Linked DNA regions of Homo sapiens: region 2 is linked to region 1. A link is an interaction called in ENCODE POLR2A ChIA-PET data of the cell type or tissue named here. Cell type or tissue: K562. All regions are shown on one strand. Each heading gives the region's core, and the rest is flanking DNA. Links, peaks and the distances in the headings are about the cores only.

Region 1 (14,632 bases), core at 3,222-8,221:
CGCACCGTGTTGAAAGAGAAAAAGGTAGCTTTGGGTTCTCCGGGTGGATGAGACAGCGAAGAGCTGTCCGCGACCTGATGGTGCTGAAGGCAGGGGAGGGAGACCGGGGTTCAGGTGCACCCCCAGACCAGGGCGTCATCCGCCCAGGAGGTGCTGAAACATGAGCAGTGACGGGCCCTCAACCTTCCCCAGCAACAATGGCAACAAGGAGTCTGGAAGCAGTCAAGGTTCTGGTCTTCGGAGGTACGTACAGATAGCAGTCTTTCTGCCAAGCCCAGGAAGGTAGGCTCCGCGGTTCAGCCCCAGAAGGGGTCTCTTTGGAGCCCTAAAACCCCCACCCATGCCAGGCAGGGATATGAGAAGGACAGGGAAATTGGCAAGGCTGTGAGGGGGCTCCCATGTCTGGGATGGGCACACAGAGGCTACCTCTGGCCAGAGCTCCAAACAGCTACCAGTAGGGATGGGCAAAGAGGGGAAGTCAGGTCTCTCTAAGAAACATCCTAGTTCTGCTTCTAAGACCCTCCCCACCCCAAAGCCATGCTGCAGCTGAGTTGGGGGAGGACTGGCAGAAAACCCACCTTTTGTGGAAGCTCAGGACAGGCAGGAGGAGTATCTCTGAGACTCTCGTGCTTTTAAAGCCACACCAACACACAGACCCTCAGCGGAAATGGCAGGATCTCATTCGCCCTGAGAAAGGCCCAGGCCCCACCTCACAGCCACGATTCCTGCCCTCAAACCCCAGGCCTGCCCCTCCCTCCCAGTTCTGGAAACTCAAGTCTCCACCCACCAGGCGTCTTAGTCTCAGGGGTAATTTCCTGGGAAGTGCAAGGATGGGTAAGAACATTTTCCATCATGGTTAACTGAAGTAGGCATGAACAGCAGCAGGGCTGGGCGGGTGAGTGTGGTGCAGAAAGAGGTGAGATTTTGTACTCCCAGGGTCATGACTTGGTGGAGGCCTCCTGTGGGCTCTGGGCTTGGGCAGGGAGGCATTTAAGGCCATTAGGGTGCCTCTTGCTGCATCAGATTTGAGAAGAGCCCCGATGTTTTTGGAAGTCTCAGAAGCACTCAACAAGGTCTTTCCCATGGAGACCATCTCCCAGTGACCCCAGCCATGTCCCCAGGTTGGAGAAAAGGAAAACATTTGGGCCAGGATGTCAGACAGACTGAATTCAAGCCCCAGTACCATCATGTCTTGCTGTGTGACGCATGACAAATGACTCCCTCTCTGTTCTATGCTTGGGTGGTTCAGTCCCTGTTCTCCACCCCCCCACCACTCCCAAGAACTGACTGTGGGAGACAACTTGGCTCAATGGTGAGGGACATGGTCACTGGCTGGCTCTGTCACTTCCCCTCCCAAAGTCTTTTTTTAAAATATTCTGGAAAAGAGGAATAATAATGGTGTCTCCAACTCTTGGCATCATTGCAAGGACTAAAAGTGATGCCAGATGTAAAGGGTCTGAGACCAGGAGCTGTGCATACCAGTGCCCCCTCTCCCCAGCTCCTGCTAGCATCCACCAACAACTGGTGTGTCTAGTTTGTTTGTTTGTTTGAGACGGAGTCTCACTGTGTTACCCAGGCTGGAGTGTAATGGTGCGATCTTGGCTCACTGCGACCTCTGCCTCCCAGGTTCAAGTGATTATCCTGCCTCAGTCTCCCAAGTAGCTGGGATTACAAGCACCCGCCACCACACCCAGCTAATTTTTGTATTTTTAGTAGAGACGCAGTTTCACCATGTTGTCCAGGCTGGACTCGATCTCCTGACCTCAGGTGATCCACCCGTCTTGGCCTCCAAAAGTGCTGGGATTACAGGCGTGAGCCACCATGCCCAGCCCTGGTGTTGTGTCTACTTTGTAAATGTCATCCAAAGCTCCTCACTTCTCTCCAGCCCATGGCTCCCACCCTGGTCCAAGCACCAGTATCTCCTGCCCAGACACTGCCCAAGCCTCCTTCCTAGTCTCCTTGGTCTCCTTCCACTCCTATCCCTGACAGTCAGTGCTCCACAACAGCAACCACAGGGAATTTTTTAATGCCAATATTGACCAACTCTCTCTCCGGAAGACACACCTCTCACTCTCCAGGGCACCCCATGAGGTCTGGTGTGTGGTTTCAGCTCCTGCCTACTTCCCGGGGCTCCCCTCCCACCCTCCAGCCACACTGATCTGTTTTCAGCTCCTGACACACCTGATCCTCTTGAGTCTGAGGCTTTATACATTCTGTTCCTTCTGCTTGGAATGCCCTTCCCCGCACTCCCACTGGTTGACTTCTCTTCATCCCTCAGGCTAAGGATTTGTTTTACTGTTTTTTGTTTGTTTGTTTGTTTTGTTTTGTTTTTAGATGGAGTCGCCCAGGCTGGAGTGCAGTGGTGTGATCTCAGCTCACTGCAAGCTCTGCCTCCCGGGTTCACGCCATTCTCCTGCCTCAGCCTCCTGAGTAGCTGGGACTACAGGCACCCGCCACTACGCCTGGCTAATTTTTTTGTATTTTTAGTAGAGACGGAGTTTCACCATGTTAGCCAGGATGGTCTCGATCTCCTGACCTCGTGATCCACCCACCTTGGCCTCCCAAAGTGCTGGGATTACAGGAGTGAGCCACTGCACCCGGCCTGTTTTTATTTTTTTAAGATGGTGTCTTGCTCTGTCACCCAGGTTGGAGTGCAGTGGTGCAACCTCGGCTCACTGCAACCTCCACCTCCCAGGTTCAAACAATTCTGCTCCTGAGTAGCTGGGACTACAGGTGCACCCCACAACTAATTTTTGTATTTTTACTAGAGACAGGGTTTCACCATGTTGACCAGGCTGGTCTCGAACTCCCGATCTCAAGTGATGGACCGGCCTCAGCCTCCCAAAGTGCTGGGATTACAGGCATCAGCCACCACAACCAGGCCCTCAGGTTAAGTTTAAATGCCACTTCTTCCAGGTAGTCCTCCCTGAGCCCCCTCGATGTGAGGTCAGGAGCCTCCTCTGGGCTCCTCTGTTCTTCTCCATCACAGCATGATTACTTTGTCCTGTCTCTGCCTGGTATGATCTGTCTCCACCATCAGCCTGTGGGCACCTCCTTGTGCATGGCTGTGTGCCCACTGTGTGCCAAGTACAGGGCCTGGCACACAGTGGGTGCTAACTTAATAAATGCTTTCTGGATAAGGTCAAGAAGGGTTCAGATGGACGAACTGCTCTTCCTCTCCTGGGGCCGGCCCCTTTAATCCCCATCAGCCTTCTCACCTATCTGGGACCACGCTGTCTTTTCTCTGTCCCTTAAGCCTCAATGGTGAACACCACATGGGTACTGGGCTCGACCTCTCCAGGCAACACAAGGCGGCTCGGCAGCGATGGCAGCAATGGGGTACCCGAGAAGCCTCTCCGGATGATACCACCACCAAGGGGGCTCACAGGGGCCAAGCCAGAATCCACCAACTCCCAGAACCACTGGAAGAAACCAGAAAGACATGAGCAAGTTCTTGGTCATGGGACCTCTCTAGGACCCTGAAGTGCCCTCACCCAGACACCTGGACTGGCCCAGAGAGCTGTATCTCAGTCCTACTCTCCTGAGTGAATTTACCTCTCTGAGCCTCAGTTTCCTCATCTGTGAAGTAGGGATCTCAAACGTGGGGGGATATAAATAGTGCCTGGTCCAGGCCAGGCGCTGTGGCTCGTGCCTGTAATCCCAGCACTTTGGGAGGCCAAGGCGGGAGGATCACCTGAGGTCGGGAGTTTGAGACCAGCCTGACCAACATGGAGAAACCCCACCTCTACTAAAAATACAACATTAGCCAGGCGTGGTGGTGCATGCCTGTAATTCCAGCTACTCGGGAGGCTGAAGCAGAAGAATCGCTTGAACCTGGGAGGCGGAGGTTGCAGTGAGCCGAGATTATGCCATTGCACTCCAGCCTGGGCAACAAGAGTGAAATTCCATCTCAAAAATAAAAAATATAAATAAATAAATAGTGCCTGGTCCAGCCAGGCCCAGTGGCTCACGCCTGTAATCCCAGCACTTTGGGAGGCTGAGGCAGGCGGATCACGAGGTCAGGAGATCAATACCATCCTGGCTAACATGGTGAGACCCTGTCTCGACTAAAAATACAAAAAAATTAGCCGGGCGTGGTGGCGGGCGCCTGTAGTCCCAACTACTCAAGAGGCTGAGGCAGGAGAATAGTGTGAACCCGGGAGGTGGAGCTTGCAGTGAGCTGAGATCGGGCCACTGCACTCCAGCCTGAGTGACAGAGCGAGACTCCATCTCAAAAAAAAAAAAAAAAAAAAAGTGCCTGGTCCACAGTACACATTGCAGAAATATTTATTTATTAACTAATAATAGCATGCTCAGTAGGGCACGGTGGCTCATGCCCATAATCCCAACACTTTGAAAGGGTGGTTTGACCCCAGGAGTTCTAGACCAGCCTGAGTAAAATAGTGAGACACTAGCTCTACAAAAAATAAACAAAATTAGCCAGGCATCGTGGTGTATGCCTGTAACCCCAGCTACTCAGGAGGCTGAGGTGGGAGGACTGCTTCAGCCCAGAAGGTCAAGGCTGTAGTGAGCCAAGATCATGCCACTGTACTTTAGCTTGGGTGACAGAGTGAGACCCCCTGTATCTCTCTCTCTCTCTTTTTTTTTTTTTTCGAGATGGAGTCTCGCTCTTTCAACCACATCGGAGTGCAGTGGCACAATCTCGCCTTACTGCAACTTCCATCTCCCAGGTTCAAGTGATTCTCCTGCCTCAGCCTCCTGAGTAGCTGGGATTACAGGTGCCCACCACCACGCCTGGCTAATTTTTTGGTATTTTTAGTAGAGAGGGGTTTTCACCACGTTGGCCAGGCTGGTCTCGAACTCCTGACCTCAAGTGATCTGCCCACCTTGGCCTCCCAAAGTGTGGGAATTACAGGTGTGAGCCACTGCGCCCGGCCGAGACCCTGTCTCTAAAAATAAAAATAAATAAAACAGTATGTTTATTTTTATAACATATTATATGCTATATAATGCTATTTATTATAATGCTATGCACCATAGTGATATTCTATTGTATATTTTTTCTTACATTTGAGATTCCAATATATTATTTATTAAAATATAAAAGTAGGGCCCAGCACAATGGCTCATGCCTGTAATCCCAATACTTTGGGAGGCCAAGGCAGGTGGATCACAAGGTCAGGAATTCGACACCAGCCTGGCCAACATAGGGAAACCCCATCTCTACTAAAAATACGAAAATTAGCCAGGTGTGGTGGCACACGCCTGTAGTCCCAGCTACTCAGGAGGCTGAGGCAGGAGAATCACTTGAACCCGGGAGGCGGAGGCTGCAGTGAGTGGAGACCACACCACTGCACTCCAGCCTGGGTGACAGAGCAAGACCCTGTCTCAAAAAAAAAAAAAAAGTAAAACAATAAAACATGCAGTAAATAAGCAAATGAATAATAACGATAGTACTAATGGCTAACATTTTCTGCACAATCACCCTGTATAAATGCCGTTCCAATAGTACATGGATGGGCTCATGAAGGTATAATGAAGCCATTTAGCACCATTATTTCCATTTAACAAAGGAGGAAATGAAGGCTCAGAGGTTAAGTAACTAGAGCCCAAGGTTGCAATTCATAAATAAAAGCAATTCTGAGCTTCAGTGCCGAGTTCCTTGAAGGAAGGACTGAATGGGAGAAACTAAATGAGATGCTGTTTCCAAGCAGGCTCTGGGTAAATGCTGGATACATTTTAAGAACAGGCAGAATCAGTCTGAACGGATGCGTTGGGAGTGTGAGCTCTTCAGCGCAACAGATCTGGGTTCAATCCAGGCCACGTGGTCCAGGGCAAGCGGCCTCAGTTTGCCCATCTGGGAAATGGAGGCGAAAGGGGTACGGATCCCTCAGAGGTGTTGATGATAAAACAATGGGACCCACGTGCGCCAGACACAGGCTGTGTGCTGTCCGCGGTGCTGACCCCAGAATGGGGCACAAAACTGGAACTCACAGCTTTGGGGTAAGGCGATCAGTGAAGACAAATGTGGAGATGGGAGAGGTGGGGTTCAAAGAGATGGCCCAGTCTTCCCCTACTGTCCTCCTGAGCCTCACCAATGAGCCTATCTCCACCACCAGACTGAGCATTAAAACTGGGAAACTGGCCAGGCGCGGTGGCTCACGCCTGTAATCCCAGCACTTTGGGAGGCTGAGGCAGGCGGATCGCTTAGGGTCAGGAGTTTGAGACCAGCCTGACCAACATGGCAAAACCCTGTCTCTACTAAAAATACAAAAATTAGCCGAGCATGGCGCTTTGCACCTGTAATCCCAGCTACTTGGGACGCTGAGGAAGCAGAATTGCTTGAACCCAGGGGGTAGAGGTTGCAGTGGAAAGATCTGGGCAACAGATCTGGGCAACAGCACTCAGGCTGGAGTGCAATGGTGTGGTCTCTGCTCACTGCAACCTCTGCCTCCTGGGTTCAAGTGATTCTCCTGCCTCAGCCTCCCGAGTAGCTGGGACTACAGACACATAGTCCCCATCTCAAAAAATAAAAAAGTAAAAATAAAAATAAAAAAGCTGGGAAACTGCCAGGCATGGTGGCTCATGTCTGTAGTCCCAGCACTTTGGGAGGTTGAGGCCAAAAGTGAGTTCAAAACCAGCCTGGGCACCCCGTCGCTACAAAACATTTTATAAATTAGCCAGGTGTGGTGGTACATGTGCCTGTAGTTTCAGCTCCCAAGGAGGCTGAGGCAGGAGGATTGTTTGAGCCCAGGAGGTTGAGACTGCAGTGAGCTATGATTGTGCCACTGCTCTTCAGCCCGGCTTACAGAGGGAAACTCTGTCAAAAAAAAAAAAAAAAACGGGGCTGGGCACGGTGGCTCATGCCTATAATCCCAGCACTTTGGGAAGCCGAGGTGGATGGATCACAAGATCAAGAGATCGAGACCAGCCCGGCCAACATGCTGAAACCCCATCTGTACTGAAAATACAAAAAAGTTAGCTGTGCCTGGTGGTGCGCACCTGTAGTCCCAGCTACTCAGCAGGCTGAGGCAGGAGAATCGCTTGAACCTGGGAGGCAGAGGTTGCAGTGAGCCGAGATCATGCCACTGCACTCCAGCCTGGCAACAGAGCGAGACTACGTCTCAAAAAAAAATGGGGAAACTGAGGTCCAAGACCATGCTGCTAATCAGGACCAGAGCCAGGGCAAAGTGGGGTGGGAGGAAGAGGGTGCGGAGAACGGATGTGAGTTGAACTTGAACTTCTGTGTGTGTAAGGGATGCAACATAGCTCATTTCCTTGCCTATGAGTGGAGGGCCCTCTGACTCGTGTTGTGGAGGAAGACATCAAAGCTTGGAGAGAAAATGACCTGCTTGCTGGGAGTCACACAGCTGGGGGCTTGAGCCACGCTCAGATCTCATCCTTCTAGGACTGTTCCCCGCATTTGAGCACAACTTGTCCCCACCCTTTCCCAGGGGCACCTGAAATTTAAGGCAGAAATGCAAGTGCTCTACAAGAGGCCTCCCTCGGGAGAGTTCCTGGTAGCTGGGAGGGTGTGTCGGGAATGAAGAGGGTGGGGTGTGTGGGGACAGTTAGCATCTCCCAGATGGGAGGCCCCTGAGATGTCAGCTGCTCATTTTCTTTTTTCTTTTCTTTCTTTCTTTTTTCTTCTCTTGTTTTTTTTTTTTTTTTTTTTTTTTTTTTTGAGATGGAGTCTCGCTCTGTCGCCCAGGCTGGAGTGCAGTGGCGCGATCTCGGCTCACTGCAAGCTCCGCCTCCTAGTTTCACACCATTCTCCGGCCTCAGCTTCCCAAGTAGCCGGGATTACAGGCACCCGCCACCATGCCCGGCTAATTTTTTTGTATTTTTAGTAGAGACGGGGTCTCACCGTGTTAGCTGGGATGGTCTCGATCTCCTGACCTCATGATCTGCCCGCCTCGGCCTCCCAAAGTGCTGGGATTACAGGCGTGAGCCACCGCGCCCGGCCAAGACAGGGTCTTTCTCTGTCACCCAGGCTGGAGCGTGCAGTGGTGCAGTCTTAACTCACTGCAGCCTCGACCTCCTAAGCTCAAGGATCCTCCCACCACAGCCTCCCAGGTAGCTGAGACTACAGTCACACACCACAACTCCCAGCTAATTTTTGTATTTTTTGTAGAGACAGGATCTCACTATGCTGCCCAGGCTGGTCTTGAAATCCTGGGCTCAAGCGATCCACAAACCTCAGCCTCCCAAAGTGCTGGGATTCCAGGCTTGAGCCATGGCGCTGGGCTTGTCTGCCCATTTTCCTGCTGGGAAAACAAGGTTCCAGATGGGAGAACTCCCTGCACACATTCCTATTTGTTCACGTATTCATTGAACAAATGCAAAAAAATAATTCACCTCGTGTTAGGAAGAAAAGAAAACTGGACAAGGGTCTGGGAATGAGGGAGTGGATCACATTGCTGGGGTGAGTTAGGGAATTTTCTGAGGAGGTGGCTTTGAGCCGAGGCCTGAAAGAGGAGAAAGAGCTGGCCAGGAGAAAGATAGGGGAACAGCATACCAGGCAGAAGGAACAGCACCTGCGAAGGCCCGGAGGTGGCAACAAGTTGGTAGGTTTAAGAAATGGGAATTGGTAAGCCAGGCACTGTGGCTCACGCCTGTAATCCCAGCACTTTGGGAGGCCGAGGCAGGCAGATCACCTGAGGTCAGTAATTCAAGACCAGCCTGGCCAACATAGTGAAACCCTTGTCTCTATAAAAATACAAAAATTACCTGGGTGTGGTGTTGTGTGCCTGTAAGCCCAGCTACTCGGTAGGCTGAGGGAAGATAATTGTTTATGCCCGAGAGGCGGAGGCTGCAGTAAGCCGAGGTTGCACTGTTGCACTCTGGCCTGGGCAACAAAGGGAGACTCCATCTCAAAAAAAAAAAAAAAAAAAAAAAAAGCCAGGCACAGTGGCTCACACCTGTAATCCCAGCATTTTGGGAGGCTGAGGTGGGCAGATTGCCTGAGTTCAGGAGTTCAAGACCAACCTGGCCAGCATGGTGACACCCTGTCTCTACTAAAAATACAAAAAAAAATAGCCAGGCATGGTGGCATGGGGCAGTAATCCCAGCTACTTGGGAGGCTGACGTAAGGGAATTGCTTGAACCAGGGAGGTGGAGGTTTCAGTGAGCCAAGATCGCACCACTGCACTCTAGCCTGGGCCACAGAGCAAGACTTTCACCTCAAAAAAAAAAAAAAAAAAGGGAATTGGGAGCCAAGGGCCAGGGTGGAGGGAAGTTCATTGCTTCAGGGGCTGGGTGAGGACTTAGGATTTGATTCTGGGAGAATGTTGAGGTTTTGAGGAATGTGATCTACTTGGGGATCACAGGAAGCCTGCTGTGGCCAATTTGGAGAGCAGGGCCTATCCCTGGGGCAGAGGCTAGAGCAGTGGCCAGGTGATATGGACCAGAGCGGGGCCTGTGAGTGGATCTGAGATATGTTTTGGGGGCTGAAAGACAGGCCATAGCCACGGGGTGTGAGAAAGAGAAGATTCAAGGGTGACTGGTGACTTTTTTTTTCTTTCGAGACAGAGTTTCGCTCTTGTTGCCCAGGCTGTAGTGTAATGGCACAGTCTCACTGCAACCTGCAACCTCTGCCTCCCATTTTCAAGCAATTCTCCTGCCTCAGCCTCCCGAGTAGCTGGGATTACAGGTGCCCACCACCATGCCCAATTAATTGTATTTTTTAGTAGAGACAGGATTTCACCATGTTGGCCAGGCTGGTCTCGAACTCCTGACCTCACGGGATCCACCCACCTAGGCCTCCCAAATTGCTAAGATTACAGGCGTGAGCCACCACATCCGGTGGTGACTGGTGATTATTAAGCATGATTACTTGTTTTTCAGAAAGCCAGGAGTCACACAGTTACCTGGGGAATGGGGCTGCCATTACTTGCATGGGGAAAATTGGGGGAAGCACCAGGCTTTGGGTGGGTTCCAATTTCGCTGGAGCATCACATGAGTCCCAGATGGAGCCAGCAGAGGCAGCTGAATGTTTGGATCTGGAATTATGGGGGACCTGGCTCAACTGAAGGTGAAACAGACCTAACAGGTCTGGGGGCAGTTGCCAGCATCTGGCTGTTGGTCAGATGCGGGGGTGCTCCCAAGAGCCCTGATTCCTGGGACCCAGCCAGCTATCCCTCCCCCATCTGGAGTGGAATGGGGTAAGGATGGGGCTCCCAGGGACTAGGGATGGGGTATAGTGGGGTGTCCTCTGGTCTCAGCTGCAGCACACATCAACCTACCACTCCTGATTTTTTATCTTTTATTTTTGAGACAAAGTCTCACTCTGTTGCCCAGGCTGGAGTGCAGTGGTGCCATCTCGGCTCACTCCAACCTCCAACTCCCTGTTTCATGTGATTCTCCCACCTCAGCCTCCTGAGTAGCTGGGATTACAGGCGCCCACCACGATGCCAGGCTAATCTTTTTTTTTATTTTTTATTTTTTTATTTTTAGTAGAGACAGGGTTTCACCCTGTTGGCCAGGCTGGTCTCTAACTCCTGGCCTCAAGTAATCCACCCACCTCGGCCTAAAGTGCTAGGATTACAGGCATGAACTGCTGCACCTGGCCCTGCTACTCCTGATTAATTGCCCTCTTCATTAAGAAGCTGGGATGGGGATGGAGGGCCTGATGGGAGGCTCCTGGGTGGGGAAGGCCTTCGTAGGAGACCCTGAGCTACCTCCCCTTTTTGTTTTGTTTTGTTTTTTTTTTTGAGACGACGTCTCACTCTGTCACCCAGGCTGGAGTGCAGTGGCGCAGTCACAGCTCACTGCAGCCTCGGCCCCCTGGGATAAAGCAATCCTCCCACCTCAGCCTCCCAAAGTTCTGAGATTACAGGCGACCGCGACCACACCTAGCTGAGAGCTCCCTTTTGTTGTTGTTGGGTTTTGTTGTTGTTGTTGTTGTTGTTTGTTTTGGTTTGTTTTTTGAGACAGGGCCTTCCCTCTTGTCACCCAGGCTGGAGTGCAATGACGCGATCTTGGCTCACCGCAACCTCCGCCTCCTGGGTTCAAGCGATCCTTCTGCCTCAGCCTCCCGAGTAGCTGGGATTACAGTCATGCACCACCACACCCAGGTAATTTTGTATTGTTAGTAGAGACGGGGTTTCTCCATGTCGATCAGGCTGGTCTCAAACTCACAACCTCAGGTGATCCACCTGCCTTGGCCTCCCACACTGCTAGGATTACAGGCATGAGCCACAGTGACCAGCTTTTTTTTTTTCTTTTTCTTTCTTTCTTTTTTTATTTTCTGTTGAGATGGAGTCTCACTCCTTCACCCAGGCTGAAGTGCAGTGGCGCGATATTGTCTCACTGCAACCTCTGCCTCCCAGGTTCAGGTGATCTTCCTGCCTCAGCATGCCGAGTAGCTGGGACTGCAGGCGCGTGCCACCATGCACTGCTAATTTTTTGTATTTGTAGTAGAGACAGGGTTTCACCATGTTGGCCAGGATGGTCTCGATCTCTTGACCTCATGATCCGCCAGTTGTGGCCTCCCAAAGTGCTGGGATTACAAGCATGAGCCACTGTGCCTAGCCTGTTGTTGGTTTTTTGTTTGTTTGTTTGTTTGTTTGTTTGTTTGTTTGAGACAGAGTCGCACTCTGTTGCCCAGGCTGGAGTGCAGTGGCACAATCTCGGCTCACTGCAACCTCCACCTCCTGGGTTCAAGCAATTCTCCTGCCTCAGCCTCCCAGGTAGCTAGGATTACAGGTGCCTGTCACAACACCCAGCTTATTTTTTGTATTTTTAGTAGAGACAGGGTTTCTCCAGGTTGGCGAGGCTGGTCTCAAACTCCTGTCCTCAAGTGATCCACCTGCCTCAGCCTCCCAAAGTGCTGGGATTACATGTGTGAGCCACCGTGCCTGGCCTCTTTGCTGTTCCTTAAACCTGCCTCGGGGCCTTTGCATGTGCTGTGCCATCTGCCGGGGACACCCTTCCCCCGGCTGTTAAAATGGCCAGCTGCTTGTTTCCATCCATACTTCAGCTAAAATGTCAACTTCCCGGAGAAGGCCCTCCTGCCCAGCTCGAGCAGTCTCATGAGCACTCACCCAACCCCACATTTTCTCTTTTTTCTTGCCTTAACATCTGTCTCATGAGCCCTGTCATTTTGGGGCCTGTCACTGCAGTTCTGTGTCCTACACACTCAGCATGTGGCTTGGCACACAGCGGGTGCCCATGTGCAGGTGAAATGACTGATGCTGTGAGCTGAGTGTGGGAGAGGTCATCAGAAGGTCCTTTATTTATTTATTATTATCATTATTTTTTGAGACGGAGTCTCGCTCTGTTGTCCAGGCTGGAGTGCAGTGGCGCAATCTCAGCTCACTACAAACTTCACCTCCCAGGTTCAAACGATTCTACTGCCTCAGCCTCCCGAGTAGGTGGGATTACAGGCACCTGCCACCATGCCCAGCTAATTTTTTTTTTTTTTTTTTGAGACAGAGTCTTACTCTGTCATCCAGGCTGGAGTGCAGTGCAGTGGTGTGATCTTGGCTCACTGCAACCCCTGCCTTCCGGGTTCAAGCGATCCTCCTGCCTCAGCCTCCCAAGTAGCTGGGATTACAGGTGCCCGCCACCACACCAGGCTAATTTTTTTTTTTTTTTTTTTGAGATGGAGTCTCGCTCTGTCACCCAGCCTGGAGTGCAGTGGCATGATCACGGTTCACTGCAGCCTCGACCTCCCGTGCTCAAGCAGTCCTCCTACCTTAGCCTCCCAAGTAGCTGGGACTACAGGCGTACACCACCATGACTGGCTATTTTTTTTTTTTTAATAGAGATAGGGTCTTACTGTGTTACCCAGGATGGTCTTGAACTCCTCGGCTCAAGCGATCCACCTGCCTCGGCCTCCCAAAGCGCTGAGATTACAGGCGTGAGCCACCGCGCCCAGACTACCCTTTTCCTTTCCTCTTCCTGCAGATGGCTGGAGTGTGGATAAATAAACATTAAGGCATATGCAGCTACGCCTGCCCTAGGAGACCCGAGGCTCACCCTGAGCACCCTCATTCCACACAAAGTTAGCCCAGTTTTTTAACACACAAAAACGCTGAGTTCTGGCCAGGTATGGTGGTTCATGCCTGTAATCCCAGCACTTTGGGAGGCTGAGGCAGGTGGGTCACTTAAGATCAGGGGTTCAAGACCAGCCTGGCCAACATGGAGAAACCCGTCTCTACTAAAAATACAAAAATCAGCCGGGCGTCAAGGCTTGTGCCTGTAACTCCAGCTGCTCGGGAAGCTGAGGGAGGAGAATCACTTAAACCCGGGAAGCAGAGATGGCAGAGAGCAAAAATCACATCACTGCACTCCAGCCTGGGCGACAGAGTGAGACCCTGTCTAAAAAACAAAACAAAACAACAACAGAAACCACTGAGTCCTAGAGAGGTTACCAGCCACTCAGGTGATGGGCCTGGGATTTGAATCCAGCCCCCGCAGGGTTTTCCTCTTGGCTCAGTTTCCCAGAATGGGGGCACTGGCTGTGATCTGAAGTTGTGACCTCATGACCCACTGCTCAGGCCCGGGGGCAGCCAGGTCCCCTTTTCTTGGGTGAGTCAAAACCTTGTGTCCAGGCACAAGGGATCTCCTGCTCCCAAAAGCAGTGGCCACAGCCCTGGGCTGGACAGTTGGATCAGGTCCCCAATTCCCTGGTGGCCTCTCTGGGCCTCAGTGGGCCCCTGTGAGCTGGTCCCCGAGCAGCTCTAAGTGTTTCTTTTTTTTTTGGTGGTGGGGACAGAGTCTCACTCTGTCTCCCAGGCTGGAGTGCAGTGGCGTGATCTCAACTCACTGCAACCTCCGCCTCCCAGGTTCAAGCAATTCTCCTGCCTCAGCCTCCAAGTAGCTGGACTACAGGCATGAGCCACCATGCCCAGCTAAGTTTTTTGTGTGTCTAGTAGAGACGGGGTTTCTCCATGTTGGCCAGGTTGGTCTTGAACTCCTGACCTCAAGTGATCCGCCTGCTTCGCCCTCCCAAAGTGCTAGGATTGCAGGCGTGAGCCACCGCGCCTGGCCAGCTCTGGGTATTTCTCAGTAGAGGGTCTCTGGGATCTCCCCACCATGGCCTGGGCCACCCCCACCCCCTACTCACTTCACTCAGCAGGAAGGAGAGTGTTGTCCTGCTGTGCCTCATGCTGCTGGCATCTGTGGCCCTGCAGAAATGGTTCTGAGACCTCCAGACCACTGGGAGCCCAGGTACGGCCCTGTGGGACACCCCCTAGACAGAAGCTCACTCCCACACTCTCTGCACCCTCCCTTGAACCCCAAGGAACTAAATCAAGGTGGCATGGACCACACCACAGGCACCAGTGTGAGACACCCGCCCGGACCTTGCAGCGGTCCCCATCCAGGGACAGCAGCCAGGTGCCCAAAGCCCCTCCCCACACCTGTCCAGGTTCAGCAGCCTGGGTGGGGGCATCAGGACTGGCGAAACAAGGTCTCCTGGCCCCAGACACATGGGAGACCCATTCAGCTCCCAGAGTGGCTCTGATGGTTTCAGGGGGATTACGAGACCCCAGCACCTCTCCTGAGACGCCCCCAAGCTCAAGAATAAGCTTGCTCCAGGAGGCCCAGGCATGTCTGGCACTTACCACCACTGCGGAGTCCTGCCTGGGTCCCATGACCTGCTGGCTAGTGAGGGAAGGAGGGGAGAAAATGACCTGACCAAGAGGGAGGCCCAGGGCTCCCTCAA
Region 2 (14,052 bases), core at 5,505-10,504, 100 kb before region 1:
TTGAGTTTAGGAGACTGAAGCTGCAGTGAGCCATGATGGCACCACTGCACTCCAGCCTGGGTGACAGAGCAAGAGCCTGTCTCTGAAATAATCATACTTGGCCGGGTGCGGTGGCTCACGCCTGTAATCCCAGCACTTTGGGAGGCCAAGGCGGGCAGATCACCTGAGGTCAGGAGTTTGAGACGAGCCTGGCCAACATGGTGAAACCCTGTCTCTACTAAAAATACAAAAATTAGGCTGGGCGTAGTGGCTTATACCTGTAATCCCAGCACTTTGGGAGGCCGAGGCAGGCGGATTACCTGAGGTCAGGAGTTCAAGACCAGCCTGGCCAATGTGGTGAAACCCCATCTCTACTAAAAATACAAAAGTTAGCCAGGTGTGGTGGCAGGCGCCTGTAATCCCAGCCACTCGGGAGGCTGAGGCAGGAGAATCTCTTCAACTCAGGTGGTGGAGGTTGCAGTGAGCCAAGATCTCGCCACTGCACTCCAGCCTGGGCGACAGAGTGAGACTGCGTCTCAAAAAATAAAAATACAAATACAAAAATTAGCTGGGCATGGTGGCACACGCCTGTAATCCCGTCTACTTGGGAGGCTGAGACAGGAGAAGCACTTGAACCCAAGAGGTGGAGGTTGCAGTGAGCTGAGATCACACCACTGCACTCCAGCCTGGGTGACAGAGCGAGACTCCATGTCAAATAAATAAATTAAATAATCATACTAATAAAAAATAAAGCTGAGGAAACTGAGGCTCCAGGCAGATAAGGCTGAGCAGGGAATCAAACCCAGGTGTACCTAAGGCCAGATCACATGTGGTCTGTGGCTGGACCATGTTTGCCAGGCATTCGCTAGGGGCTGCCCCTCTGCCAAGGCCTGGGGCAAGAACATATTGGACCCTCCACCTGGGCTGCACCCTGAGCTGAGGAAGATGTTAGGAGCTGACACCCAGGGGGCCTGTGTCTCATCCCGTCTTCACAGGCTCAAGGCTCAGAGCCTAAGTTTGATCATGACTGAGCACTTCAGAGCCAGGGCAGCCCACTGGCCCTTCTAGAAGGTTCCTAAGTCATTGCTTCATCCAGCCTCCCGGATGTGGCTTCATGACAGTGTCATGAGAGCTGGTCAGGGGAGGCACTGCATCCCCAGCCTGGGGTGAGAACTCTAGAGGCCTCAGGAAATTGCTGGGTGATGCAGGGTGAGGCAGGGAGGCTCCAGCTGAGCCTCCTCCCTCATCTTGCAGAGATGGTGCCACTGAGTCACCTCGAAGAAGAACAGCCCCCAGCACCTGAGTCCCCAGAGGTGAGTAGCAGAGGCTGGGGGACCCCCGCTCATCTTGTTCTTTCCAGAGTGGACCAGGCACCCGCAGAAAGGGCTGGGTTTGCCGAGGTCTTGCATGTAGCTTAATTAGCATCGGTGACTTTGGAGGCAAGGTGACGGCACGTGGGACTGCCCTGCCTTGGAAGTCGGGTGGGGGCAGTGCTGGAGGGGCACTGGACAGGTGAGTTTTGCAGGACGTGTAAGAATTTCCCAGGAGGAGGGCACAGCTGTGAGCAAAAAAGTACAGAAAGTCAGAAGCTGAGTTGGAGAAGTTTGGACAGGGGAGGAGGTAGCATCGGGCACCAGGACCAGTGGTTTGGGCTTGGGGGCAGGAGAAGCCTTCCCAGCTCTGCAGCGGGGCAGGACCCTAAGCCCTTCCCATCCCCTAGAGCCGCGCCCTGGTCGGCCAGTCACGGAGGAAGCCATGCGAAAGCGACTTTGAGACCATCAAACTCATTAGCAACGGAGCCTATGGGTGAGTCCCTGAGTCCTGCATAGACCCATTTCACAGATGCCTGAGGGGATGGTTGAGGCCCAGGCAGCTCCTGCATCCCCCTCCTACCCCAGCAGGGCTCACACATTCATCCTTGAATGGGCAGAGAAGGCACCTGAGGACTGGAGGGGGAAGTGGAGACACGCCATAGCGAGGTTACAGCCTCATGTGTGCTCTGTCCACGAGCCAGGCCTTTACCTGCCCCAGGTGTAGGGCGTTCTAGGGGCTTGGGGGCTGATCAAGGAAATAGATGCCCACCCAGTGGGAGTAGCACGCAGTGAGCTTTATTTAGGTGCTGCTTTGAATGGCAGGCTTGCATACAAGGGAAGTCCCTCATAGCATAAGCCTTTTGGAGGCTGAGGTTCCAGGAGTCACCATCAAGAGGGAGAGGCCGGCAAGGGAACTCCCCGGGCAGAGGGGGATCAGAGAGGGGGCTTACATGTCTAGGTGATGTTGTTCAACAGCATGGGCACTCAATCTCTGGGTCAGAGACTCCCTGCAGGGTGGTAGCAGCTTAGGGTCTTGAAATCCACAAAGTTCATCTTATCCATGGCTCAGAGATGGTGCAGTTTCACGAGTCTGCAAAGCAGACAGGCTCTCAGTGGCTAAAATTTTGCTTACTTGGTCTGTGTGTAAAACAAACGGATGTGTAAAACTTTGAGTTTGGTGCTAGCGGTCTTTTAAAAGAGCTAGACCAGGTGCGGAGGCACTTTGGGAGGCCAAGGTAGGAGGATCGCTTGAGGCCAGGAGTTCGAGACCAGCCTGGGCAACATGGCAAAACTCCATCAATACTAAAAATAGAATAATTAACTGGGCGTAATGGCACATGCCTGTAATTCCAGCTACTTGGGAGGCTGAAGTTGGAGGATCACCTGAACCCAGGAGGCAGAGGTTGCAGTGAGCCGAGATCACCCCACTGCACTCCAGCCTGGGTGACACAGTGAGACCATCTCAAAAAAAAAAAAAAAGGAAAGAAAGAAAGAAAGAAATACACAAGCAGCCAGGTGCAGTGGCTCTCGCCTATAATCCCAGCACTTTGGGAGCCCGAAGTGGGAGGGTCACTTGAGGCCAGGAGTTTGAGACTAGCCTCCACAACATAGCGAGACCCCATCTCTACAAAAAATTTAAACATTAGCCAGGTTCTGTTGTGGGAGGATCATTTGAGCCGGGGGGGTGGTAAAGACTATAGTGAGCCGTGATCTCATGACTGTGCTCCAGCCTGGGCAACAGAGTGAGGCGCTATCTCAAAAAACATAAGATAAAATAAAAATAAAAGAAACATACAACCTAGAGGCCAATATACAAGGGCCATGTGCAGCCCATTTATATGGCCCCCAGCCATGGTGGCTTAAACCCAAAGGTGGCTGCTCTGGGAGGGGGAACAGGTAAGGAGAATGGGTGGCCCAGGTGGAGGGCACAGCACAGGCAAAGGCCAGGCAGGTTGGGATCTGGGCTCAAGTTGAGCTGTAGTGCCTGCTGGGGCCTCGATCTCCGGTCCCAGCAAGCCTGGCCCTCTGTCCCCAGGGCCGTCTACCTGGTGCGGCACCGTGACACACGGCAGCGCTTTGCCATCAAGAAGATCAACAAACAGAACTTGATCCTGCGTAACCAGATCCAGCAGGTCTTTGTGGAGCGTGACATTCTCACCTTTGCCGAGAACCCCTTTGTGGTCAGCATGTTCTGCTCCTTTGAGACCCGGCGCCACCTATGTATGGTCATGGAATACGTGGAAGGTACGCTCACTGGGGCTTGCATGCCTCCAGCGATGGGGAGCTCACCCCTCCACGCCTGGGAGAAAATTTTTAGACCAAGTTGAGGTCTGTTCTGTCCTCCATGAGGTCTCACCCTGCTTTGGGGAACCCTCAGGAACCCCAGTCTGGGGTAGGGAGCCCAGCCATGGGGGTTTAGGGCTGGAGGAGCCCAGACAGGAGTGTGTGAGGATGGGACCCTGGAGGCAAGAGGAGGGTGGCCATCCTAGGTGGGGGGAACTGATGGGCAGAGGCCTGGAGACCAGAAGTGAAGGCAGGGAGATGTATGGTTCAGGCAGGTAAAGTACTATTACCAAAGTACTGCCAGGCGAGAGAGCGAACATGCACTTAGGAGACACCAGCTGTATACAGCACTAATTGCTGCCCTGTCGGGGAGAATCAGAAGGCAGGGTCTCAGCTTGGCGCGCTGGCTCACGCCTGTAGTCCCAGCACTTTGGGAGGCCGAAGTGGGCTGATCGCTTGAGGTCAGGACTTCGAGACCAGCCTAAGCAACATGGCGAAACCCCCATTCACGCCTATAGTCCCAGCTACTCGGGAGGCTGAAGCAGGAGATTCGCTTGAACTCTAGAGGCGGAGCTTGCAGTGAGCCGAGACTGCGCCACTGCACTCTAGCCTGGGCAACAGAGCGGGCAACAGAGTGAGACTCTGTCTCAAAAAAATAAATAAAAATTTAAAAAATAGGCCAGGCGCGGTGGCCAACGCCTGTAATCTCAGCACTTTGGGAGGCCAAGGCTGGTGGATCACGAGGTCAAGAGATCGAGACCATCCTGACCAACATAGTGAAGCCCCATCTCTACTAAGAATACAAAAATTAGCTGGGTGTGGTGGTGTGCGCCTGTAATCCCAGCTACTCTGGAGGCTGGGGCAGGAGACTCGCTTGAACCCGGGAGGCGGAGGTTGCAGTGAGCCGAGATCGCGCCACTGCACTCCAGCCTGGCGACAGAGCGAGACTCTCTCTCAAAAAGAAGAAAAAATTAAAAAATTAAAAATAAATGAAGGTAGGGTCCGCCCCTTCCCTCTCCCCCGACCCTCCCCGCTGAGATAGAACAAACTGGGGACCTTTTGCAGGAGGTAAAGCGAGGAGGATGCATAGGCATTGGGCATAACCTAAGGGGCGGGCGGGGGGCGGGGGTGCCCCGGGCCTCATGACTACATCCGCCCTTCTCCCAGGCGGCGACTGCGCCACGCTCCTGAAGAACATGGGCCCGCTGCCCGTGGACATGGCCCGCCTGTACTTCGCCGAGACGGTGTTGGCGCTGGAGTACCTGCATAACTATGGCATCGTGCACCGTGACCTCAAACCAGACAAGTGAGCTGAGCTAGCATGAGCGGGGCCTCGCGGAGGGCGGGGCCAGAGAGGATCAGGGGCGGGGCCAAAGAGGATCAGGGCAGAGCCTCTGAGGTGCATCCCGGGACCCTTCAGGAGCCCCATCTGTCTGAGCTCTGTTGGTACCTCCTGACAGGAAGGCAGGGAATGAGCGCATGGTGAACATCTTGTGTGTACAGAGGAGAGGAGAGCAGACACTTAATAGGCGTCTGCTGTATGCAGGGGAAGGCCGGTGCACTTATGGAGGTGCTGCCAATCCAGGGGAGAGGATGTGCACTTAGGATGCACACACTGTATACAGGAGAAGGGGCTGCGCACCCAGAGCTGCTGCTGCACAAGGGGAGAGAACATGCACTTATAAGACACCAACTACACACACAGAACAGGATTATGCAATTTGCGAGACCTTACATGTAAAGACAGTGACCGTGCATGTCTTGAGCACCTGCTGTATATTAGTGCAGGAAAGCAAGGAAGAGAACGTGTTTACTGAGAGCCTTAGGATGTTTATTTTATTCTGGTAGGTGGTAAGCACCTACTGCATGCCAGACCCTCTGTGGGCAACTGGGAGACACAGGGCCACCTGCTTTGAAACCCCTGTATTATTTTCTCCTCTGCATTTATTGAGCGCCTGCTGTGTGCAGGGAAAAAGGAATGCCTGTTTGTCAGGTGTCCTCGAGATACGAGGCAAGAACTGACATTTCTCACATACATGTGTGGAGATGTGAACATGAGTGTTAAGAGCCTTGCATGTAGGCCAGGCTTGGTGGCTCACACCTGTAATCCCAGCACTTTGGGAGGCCAAGGCGGGCGGATCACCTGAGGTCAGGAGTTCAAGCCCAGCCTGGCCAACATAGTGAAACCTTGTCTCTACTAAAAATACAAAAATCAGCTGGGAGTGGTAGCGCGCACTTGTAGTCCCAGCTACTCAGGAGGCTGAGGCAGGAGAATCTCTTGAACCCGGCGGAGGTTGCAATGAGCCAAGATCGTGCCACTGCACCCAAGCCTGGGCGACAGAGCGAGACTCCATCTTAAAAAAAAAAAAAAGCGCCTCGCATGTTTTCAGGGCATTTTGCAGTTGGCAAGTGGCTTAGAAAACAGACATGTATGTGGCACCTGCTGTATACTTGGGCCTGTGCTCGATGCTCTAAGGAACTCAGAAGCATGAATAACTCCTTACACACTAACGTTGGGTTTCTATATCACATTTTCTTGGTTGGCATGTACTTGTTAGGCACCAGGTGTATACAAAATAGGCAGAAGAACAGTTATTAGGCAATGACTGTGTACCTGGCCCAGAACACTTTATCTTTATTTATTTATTTATTTTTTGAGACAGGGACAGTCTTTGTCGCCCGGGCTGGAGTACAGTGGCGCAGTCTTGGCTCACTGCAACCTCCGCCTACCGGGTTCAAGCAATATTCCTGCCTCAGCTTCCCGAGTAGCTGGGATTACAGGCATGCGCCACCACTACGCCCAGCTAATTTTTTTTTTTTTTTTTTTTTTTGAGACGGGGTCTCACTCTGTCGCCAGGCTGGAGTGCAGTGGTGCGATCTCGGCTCACTGCAACCTCAGAGTCCCTGGTTCAAGCGATTCTCCTGCCTCAGCCTTCCAATTAGCTGGGATTACAGGCATGCGCCACCACGCCCAGATAATTTTTGTATTTTTAGTAGAGACGGGGTTTCACCATGTTGGTCAGGCTGGTTTTGAACTCCCGACCTCAGGTGATCTGCCGGCTTCGGCCTCCCAAAGTGCTGGGATTACAGTTGTGAGCCACTGCGCCCGGCAAATGAACTCATTTTTAAAACTCTCACGCAAGTACAGTATATACTGCTGTTTAGGTTTTCCTATGGACTTAAATATATAAATGTTTTGCTACATCATAGTGTCTTATGCACCAGCTGTATGAAGTCGCATTTCCGTGCACCTTCTGGGTGCATCTGCCACTTAAAAATACATTCCAGAGAATTCACTGTGTATAACCATCATTTAATGAACTATGTAGTCAGTACCTCCTGTTTGCTCCAGCTCTGTAAAGAAACAATTCTGTGCCGGCACTTTGGGAGGCCGAGGCAGGTGAACTACCTGAGATCAGGAGTTCAAGACCAGCCTGACCAACACGGCAAAACCCCGTCTCTACTAAAAGTACACTAAAAAAATATATATATATATACACACACACACATATACGCACACACAGTAGAGACCAGGCATGCTGGCTCACACCTGTCATGCCAGCACTTTCAAAGGTGGGAGGATTGCTTGAGGCCAGCAATTCAAGACCAGCCTGGGCAACATAGCAAGACCTTATGTCTACAAAAAAAACCTTAGCTGGGTGTGGTGGTGTGCACCTGTAGTTCCAGCTACTTGGGAGGCTGAGCAGGAGGATCGCTAGGGCCCAGGAGTTGGAGGCAGAGCTCTGCCCATCTCAGGCGGAGCCAAGGTCTAGGGCAGAAGGGGAGGCCAGGCACCCCAGCCCCCCAGCTCTGAGCACACTCCTAACCTGCCCACAGTCTGCTCATCACCTCGCTTGGCCACATCAAGCTCACGGACTTCGGCCTGTCCAAGATCGGCCTCATGAGCATGGCCACCAACCTCTATGAGGGCCACATCGAGAAGGACGCCCGAGAGTTCATCGACAAGCAGGTGGGCGGGCAGGTGGGTGGGCAGCCCCGGGATGCCTCCTCCTCTCTCCTGGGACCTCTCTTGGGCTGGGGGCTGGCCTCAGTTTCCCCGTTCTCCCTGGCCCAGGTGTGTGGGACGCCGGAGTACATAGCCCCCGAGGTGATCTTCCGCCAGGGCTATGGGAAGCCAGTGGACTGGTGGGCCATGGGCGTCGTCCTCTATGAGTTTCTGGTGGGCTGCGTGCCTTTCTTTGGAGATACCCCCGAGGAACTCTTCGGTCAGGTGGTCAGCGGTGCGTTTCCTCCACGGGCCTGGGTTTGAGCTGCAGCCCCACCAGAGCTCTGGGCAGCGGTCCTCCACCCGCATGTCAGGGAGAGAAGCAGGAAGAGGGGAGGGAGTTGGATGCCAGGTGGGGAGGCGGTGGGGTGCTGAGTGAGGCGGGTGGCTGGATTAATTATAGGGTCACAGAGGCTTCACTGAAGTGACTTGTGAGGCTGGGCACAGTGGCAAACACCTGTAATTCCAGCACTTTGGGAGGCTGAGGCGGGAGGATCATATAAGGTCAGGAGTTTAAGACCAGCCTGGACAACATGGTGAAACCCCATCTCTACTAAAAATACAAAAATTAGCCGAGCATGGTGGCGGGCACCTGTAATCCCAGCTACTTGGGAGGCTGAGGCAAGAGAATCACTTGAACCCAGGAGGCAGAGGTTGCAGTGAGCTGAGATTGTGCCACTGCACTCCAGCCTGGGTGACAGAGCGAGACTCCATCTCAAAAAATAAAAAAAAGAAGTGACATGTGAGCAGAGACCTGCAAGAACCTGAGAATGAGAGAAAGCCATAGAGACAGAAAAGAGAAAGGTGGCTCTGAGCATAGGGCACAGCTGTGGCAAAGGCTGTCAGTGGGTACCAAGCCTGCCACGTTGCAGGGGCAGAGGAGGCCAGTGGCTTGGAGTACAGTGAAGTGAGGGGAAATGGTGGATGGTACTAGAAAGGGGTACCCTGCCTTCTCCCTCCCTCCCTCATTTTACCTCCCTCCCTCATTTTAGATGAGATCATGTGGCCAGAGGGAGATGAGGCCCTTCCAGCAGACGCCCAGGACCTCATCACCAGGTTGCTCCGGCAGAGCCCGCTGGACCGTCTGGGCACTGGTATGTAGTGTGGGGGAGAACCCAGGTGGGTGGCTCCTTCAGGCCCTGGGACCCAGGGAATGGAGGGATAGCGCCCGGGGTAGACAAGAGTTCTACTTGGGAAGCTGCATGGAGGAGGGGGTTTGCAGCTAGGGTTTTGAAGGATGCACAGGAGTTCTCCAGGAACTATCACAAGACCTTGGAAAGAATAGAAAGTAGCTGGGTCTGGTGCCCATATGGAGCACTGAGCCTGAATAAGTGTGTGAGGCTGTAAAGTCACCAGGACCTGTGTCAAAGGCCCAGCCCAGAAGATCCCACTGTCCCAGTTTTCCCAGCCACCTGGTTAATCATTAAGGGACCGTTTGAGACTCATGCAGCCACCCATCACGTGGCCACTATGGCTCCTGTTCATGACTGAGGCTTTGCTATGGGAGACGGTTGGGTCCAAGGTCGGGGATCATCACCTGCTCTGTGGAGCAGAAGTGGGAGAAGCCCGGGAAGGAGGCCCTCGTAAGGCTCTGGGCTTTCTCTAGGCGGTGTGGTCCCAGATGGCAGCAGAGAGAAGGGCAGAATCTTTGGAACCTGGGCAGCCTGGGTGCTTTTTTATTTTTTTGAGATTAGATCTCACTCTGTCACTCAGGCTGGAGTGGAGTTGCACAATCTTGGCTCACTGCAACCTCCGCCTCCCAGGCTCAAGCGATCCTCCCACCTCAGCCTCCCGAGTAGCCGGAACCACAGGCATGTGCCATCATGCCCGGCTAATTTTTATACTTTTGGTAGAGACGAAATTGAGACGAAATTTCACCATGTTGCCCAGGCTGGTCTCAAACTCCTGACCTCAAGTGATCTGCCCGCCTCAGCCTCCCAAAGTGCTGGCATTACAGGCATGAGCCACCATGCCTGGCTGCTGGCCTGGGTTTGAATCCTGGCTTCGTCCCTCTCCAGGCTCCTAAATGACAGCGGATTTTTGTTCCCATTTTTCTGGTTCTTTGTTGTTGTTGTTGTTGTTGTTTTTTGAGACAGAGTCTTGCTTTGTTGCCCAGGTTGGAGTGCAGTGGTGCTATCTCAGCTCACTGCTGCAATCTCCACCTCCCAGGTTCGAGCGATTCTCTTGCCTCAGCCTCCCGAGTAGCTGGGAATACAGGCACCAGCCACCACACCCGGCTAATTTTTGTGTTTTTAGAAGAGATGGGGTTTTGCCATGCTGGCCAGACTGGTCTCGAACTCCTGACCTCAGGTGATCCTCCCTTCTTGGCCTCCCAAAGTGCTGGGATTACAGGTGTGAGCCACTGCGCCCGGCCCATTTTTCTGGTTCTGTGTTGTCCCTACTATGTGTCCAGCATGGGCAGTGGGGGTAGGGGGGCATCCTGTGGCGGGTGAGGTGAGGACCTGCAGGGCTCAGCGGGGCATATCTGCAGGTGGCACCCACGAAGTGAAGCAGCACCCCTTTTTCCTGGCCCTGGACTGGGCAGGGCTTCTCCGACACAAAGCCGAGTTCGTGCCCCAGCTCGAAGCTGAGGATGATACCAGCTACTTTGACAGTAAGGAGGGATCCCCCTGGAGGGGGGGCGGGGGGTGCTCTGCCATCCCTCAGTCCCTGGGGGCAGAGGGCTGTGTGCCAGGCATTCCACCCGAGCTTGGCACCTCACCTTAGGCCTGGAGCTTCCGACTTCCTGAGCCTTCCAAGAATCTAGGGCGTGTGTCGGCCGCCCCCTGGCTGGATTTCCTGTGTGTCTGGGCTCAGGAGGCCACAGCATCCCTCAGGCTTCAGAAGGAGAAACCAAGGCACCAAGTGTGGCAGACCCTTGTCTGGGGTTCCCCAGCAAGTTGGGCCTCCTGGGTGTCCGTCCCTGACCAGGCATGGGGCCCCATCTGTTACCCAGGAGGGTAGGGCGCCTAGTGCAGCTTTTTTGGAGGCGTCCCTGCAGGGGCACTGTAGGTGAGCTCTGAGGAATGACTCTCTCTCTCCCCACTTGGGGTTCCTGCCCTTCAGTGTCCAGCACCTCCTTCAGAACTTGCTTCATGTCAGAGGTCTTCTCTGAGCTTCTGTTTCCTCTTCTGTAAAATGAGGAACATCCTTTATGTTGGAGATGCACAATTTTGGCCAGGCGCAGTGGCTCAAGCCTTTAATCCCAGAACTTTGGGAGGCTGAGGTGGGCAGATCACCTGAGGTCAGGAGTTCGAGACCAGGCTGCCTGACCAACATGGAGAAACCCCATCTCTACTAAAAATACAAAAAATTAGGCAGGCATGGTGGTACATGCCTGTAATCCCAGCTATTTGGGAGGCTGAGGCACGAGAATTGCTTGAACCCAGGAGGTGGAGGTTGCAGTGAGCTGAGATGGCACTATTGCACTCCAGCTTGCGCAACAAGAGCAAAACTGCCTGAAAAAAAAAAAAAAAAAAAAAGATGCGCAATTTTACCTAATTCTGTGTGACCCATTTCAAGGAATCACTGAAGCTCAGAAATAGGAATTCCCGCCCCTGGTCCCACAACCTGTTTTTTTTTTTTTTGAGACGGAGTCTCACTCTGTCGCCCAGGCTGGAGTGCAGTGGCGCGATCTCGGCTTACTGGAACTTCTACCTCCCGGTTTCAAGCAATTATCTGCCTCAGCCTCCCGAGTAGTCGGGATTACAGGTGCCTGCCACCATGCTTGGCTAATTGGTCCCACAACTTTTTAATTATTTATTTTTTGAGATGGAGTCTTGCTCTGTCACCCAGGCTGGAGTGCAGTGGTGCGATTTCGACTCACCACAACCTCTGCCTCCCGGGTTCAAGCGATTCTCCTGCCTCAGCCTCCCAAGTAGCTGGGATTACAGGCGCTTACCACTACTGCCCAGCTAATATTTGTATTTGTAGTAGAGATGGGGTTTCACCATGTTGGCCAGGCTGGTCTCAAACTCCTGACCTCAAGTGAGCCACCCACCTTGGCCTCTCAAAGTGCTGGGATTACAGGCGTGAGCCACCGCACCCGGCCCCACAACTTTTTAGGGACACAGCTGGTGTTGATCCCCAGATATCTGCTCTGCCGCCCAAGCCTCCCGTGGTCCTTAAACACACCAGGCACTGTCCCACCTCAGAGCCTTTGCCCTGGCAGTGACCCTATCCTGAGATGCCCTCCCCGTATTGCCACACCGCCCTTGAGATCATCTCTGGGCATCAGGCGTGCTGCATGTGCCTCTCCCTCCCACAGCACGTTCGGAACGTTACCGCCATCTGGGCTCCGAGGACGACGAGACCAATGATGAAGAATCGTCCACAGAGATCCCCCAGTTCTCCTCCTGCTCCCACCGGTTCAGCAAGGTGGGCCCGGGTCCCGAGGGGAGCCACTGCTCAGAAAACATTGCATGATGTCTGTTTGCTTTCGTATCTGTTTTTTGATTTTGCTTTGTTTTGTTCTGTAGAGATGAGGTCTTGCTATGCTGCCCAGGCTGGTCTCCAACTCCTGAACTCAAGTGATCCTCCCACCTCAGCCTCCCAAAGTGCTAGGAATTGTATTGGTTTTTTGTTTTGTTTTGTTTGAGATGGAGTCTCGCTCTGTTGCCCAGGCTGGAGTGCAATGGCGCAGTCTCGGCTCACCGCAACCTCTGCCTTCCAGGTTCAAGCGATTCTCCTGCCTCAGCCTGCCGAGTAGCTGGGATTACAGGCGCATGCCGTCACGCCCAGCTAATTTTTGTATTTTTAATAGAGATGGGGTTTCACCATGTTGGCCAGGCTGGTCTCAAACTCCTGACCTCAGGCTATCCTCCTGCCTCAGCCTCCCAAAGTGCTGGGATTACAGGCATGAGCCACCACACCTGGTCAAATTTTTTTGTATTTTCAGTAGAGATGGTGTTTCACCATGTTGGCCAGGCTGGTCTCAAACTCTTGACCTCATGATCTGCCCGCCTCGGCCTCCTAAAGCGCTGGGATTACAGGCATGAGCCATCGCACCCGGCCTTGTATTTTTTTATTTTGTTTTGTTGTTTTAATTTGCTTTTGTTTTAGCCATTTTTTTTTTTTCTTTTTTTTTTTTTGAGACAGAGTCTCGCTCTTTTGCCCAGGCTGGAGTGCAGTGGCGTGATCTCTGCTCACTGCAAGCTCCGCCTCCCGGGTTCACGCCATTCTCCTGCCTCAGCCTCCCAAGTAGCTGGGATTACAGGTGCCCGCCACCACGCCCGGCTAATTTTTTGTATTTTCAGTAGAGACGGGGTTTCACCGTGTTAGCCAGGATGGTCTCGATCTCCTGACCTCGTGATCCACCTGCCTCGGCCTCCCAAAGTGCTGGGATTACAGGCGTGAGCCACCGTGCCCGGCCTGTTTTAGCCATTTTAAGGCAATTTCCGAGGCAGGCGGATCACTTGAGGTCAGGAGTTCAAGACCAGCCTGACTAACATGGTGAAGCCCTGTCTCTACTAAAAATACAAAAATTAGCCAGGCGGTGGTGGGTGCCTGTAACCCCAGCTACTCGGGAGGCTGAGGCAAGAGTATTGCCTGAACCCCCAGAGGTGGAGGCTGCAGTAAGCTGAGATCACAGCGCTGCACTCCAGCCTGGGCGACAGAGCGAGACTCTGTCTCAAAAAATAATGATAATAATAAAGTGTACAATTTCGTGGCATTCAGCACATTCATAATGTTGTGCAACCATCACCTCTATCTAGCTCTCAAATGTTTGATTCCCCCAAAAATTTGTACCCATTAGCAACCACTCCCCATTTGTCCTCCTTCAGCTTCCATCTTTATGGATTTGCCTGTTCTGGGCATTTCATATCAATGCAATTCACACTATGTGGCCTTTTGGGTCTGGCTTCTCTTACTCAGCATCACGTACTCAAGGCTCATCCCTACTGCAGTGTGGACCAGTGCTTGCTTCCTTTTTATGGCTGAGTAATATTCCATCATATGGATGGAACACATTGTTTATCCACCCATCTTTGATGCACATTTGGGTCTATTCCACCTTGTGAATACAGGTACCATTTTAGTTTATTTACTTATTTATTTATTTATTGAGATGGAGTCTTGCTCTGTTGCCCAGGCTGGAGTGCAATAGTGCAATCTCAGCTCACTGCAACCTCCACCTTCTGGGTTCAAGCGATTCTCCTGCCTCAGCCTCCCGAGTAGCTGGGATTACAGGTGCGCGCCACCACACCCGGCTAATTTTTGTATTTTTAGTAGCGACCAGGTTTCACCATGTTGCCCAGGCTGGTCTCAAACTCCTGTCCTCAAGCGATCCGCCTGCCTCAGCCTCCCAAAGTCCTGGGATTAAAGGCATGAACCACCGCACCTGGCCCTGGATGTTATTTTATAACCTCACGAGCTTAACTTACATTCCCTACTTTTTTTATGATCTGATCAAAAAATGCTCCACTCTGCTTTAGGCCTGGGCCCCAGGCAGGACTTTCTAGTCAACAGCAA

Evidence for each region. ChIA-PET counts read pairs that join two places held together with the same protein. Peaks named below come from ENCODE experiments on the same cell type or tissue, not always from the same donor. Only the 100,000 strongest peaks of a DNase experiment are listed, where the experiment ranks them.
Region 2: POLR2A ChIA-PET joins it to region 1 with 5 read pairs; 4 of 35 experiments call an interaction of 5 or more read pairs at or near these places.

What each region holds. Positions count from the first base shown.
Region 1 is chr19:18,233,640-18,248,271 of GRCh38, forward strand. It overlaps a transcript of PDE4C not described here. Among named protein-coding and RNA genes, the nearest start is that of CIST1, 14 kb to the right of the region's middle. In K562, for the core only: no CTCF peak of the experiment used is centred there; a DNase peak (open chromatin) is centred at 5,891; H3K27me3 peaks cover 2,398 bases.
Region 2 is chr19:18,127,167-18,141,218 of GRCh38, forward strand. MAST3 (microtubule associated serine/threonine kinase 3) reads left to right here. Exons shown (of 28, transcript NM_001393504.1): 12 at 1,234-1,292; 13 at 1,700-1,785; 14 at 3,328-3,536; 15 at 4,743-4,881; 16 at 7,413-7,545; 17 at 7,651-7,816; 18 at 8,574-8,675; 19 at 10,073-10,195; 20 at 11,849-11,958. LOC124904650 (a long non-coding RNA gene) reads right to left here. Exons shown (of 3, transcript XR_007067153.1): 3 at 11,923-11,984. Among named protein-coding and RNA genes, the nearest start is that of PIK3R2, 19 kb to the right of the region's middle. In K562, for the core only: no CTCF peak of the experiment used is centred there; no DNase peak of the experiment used is centred there.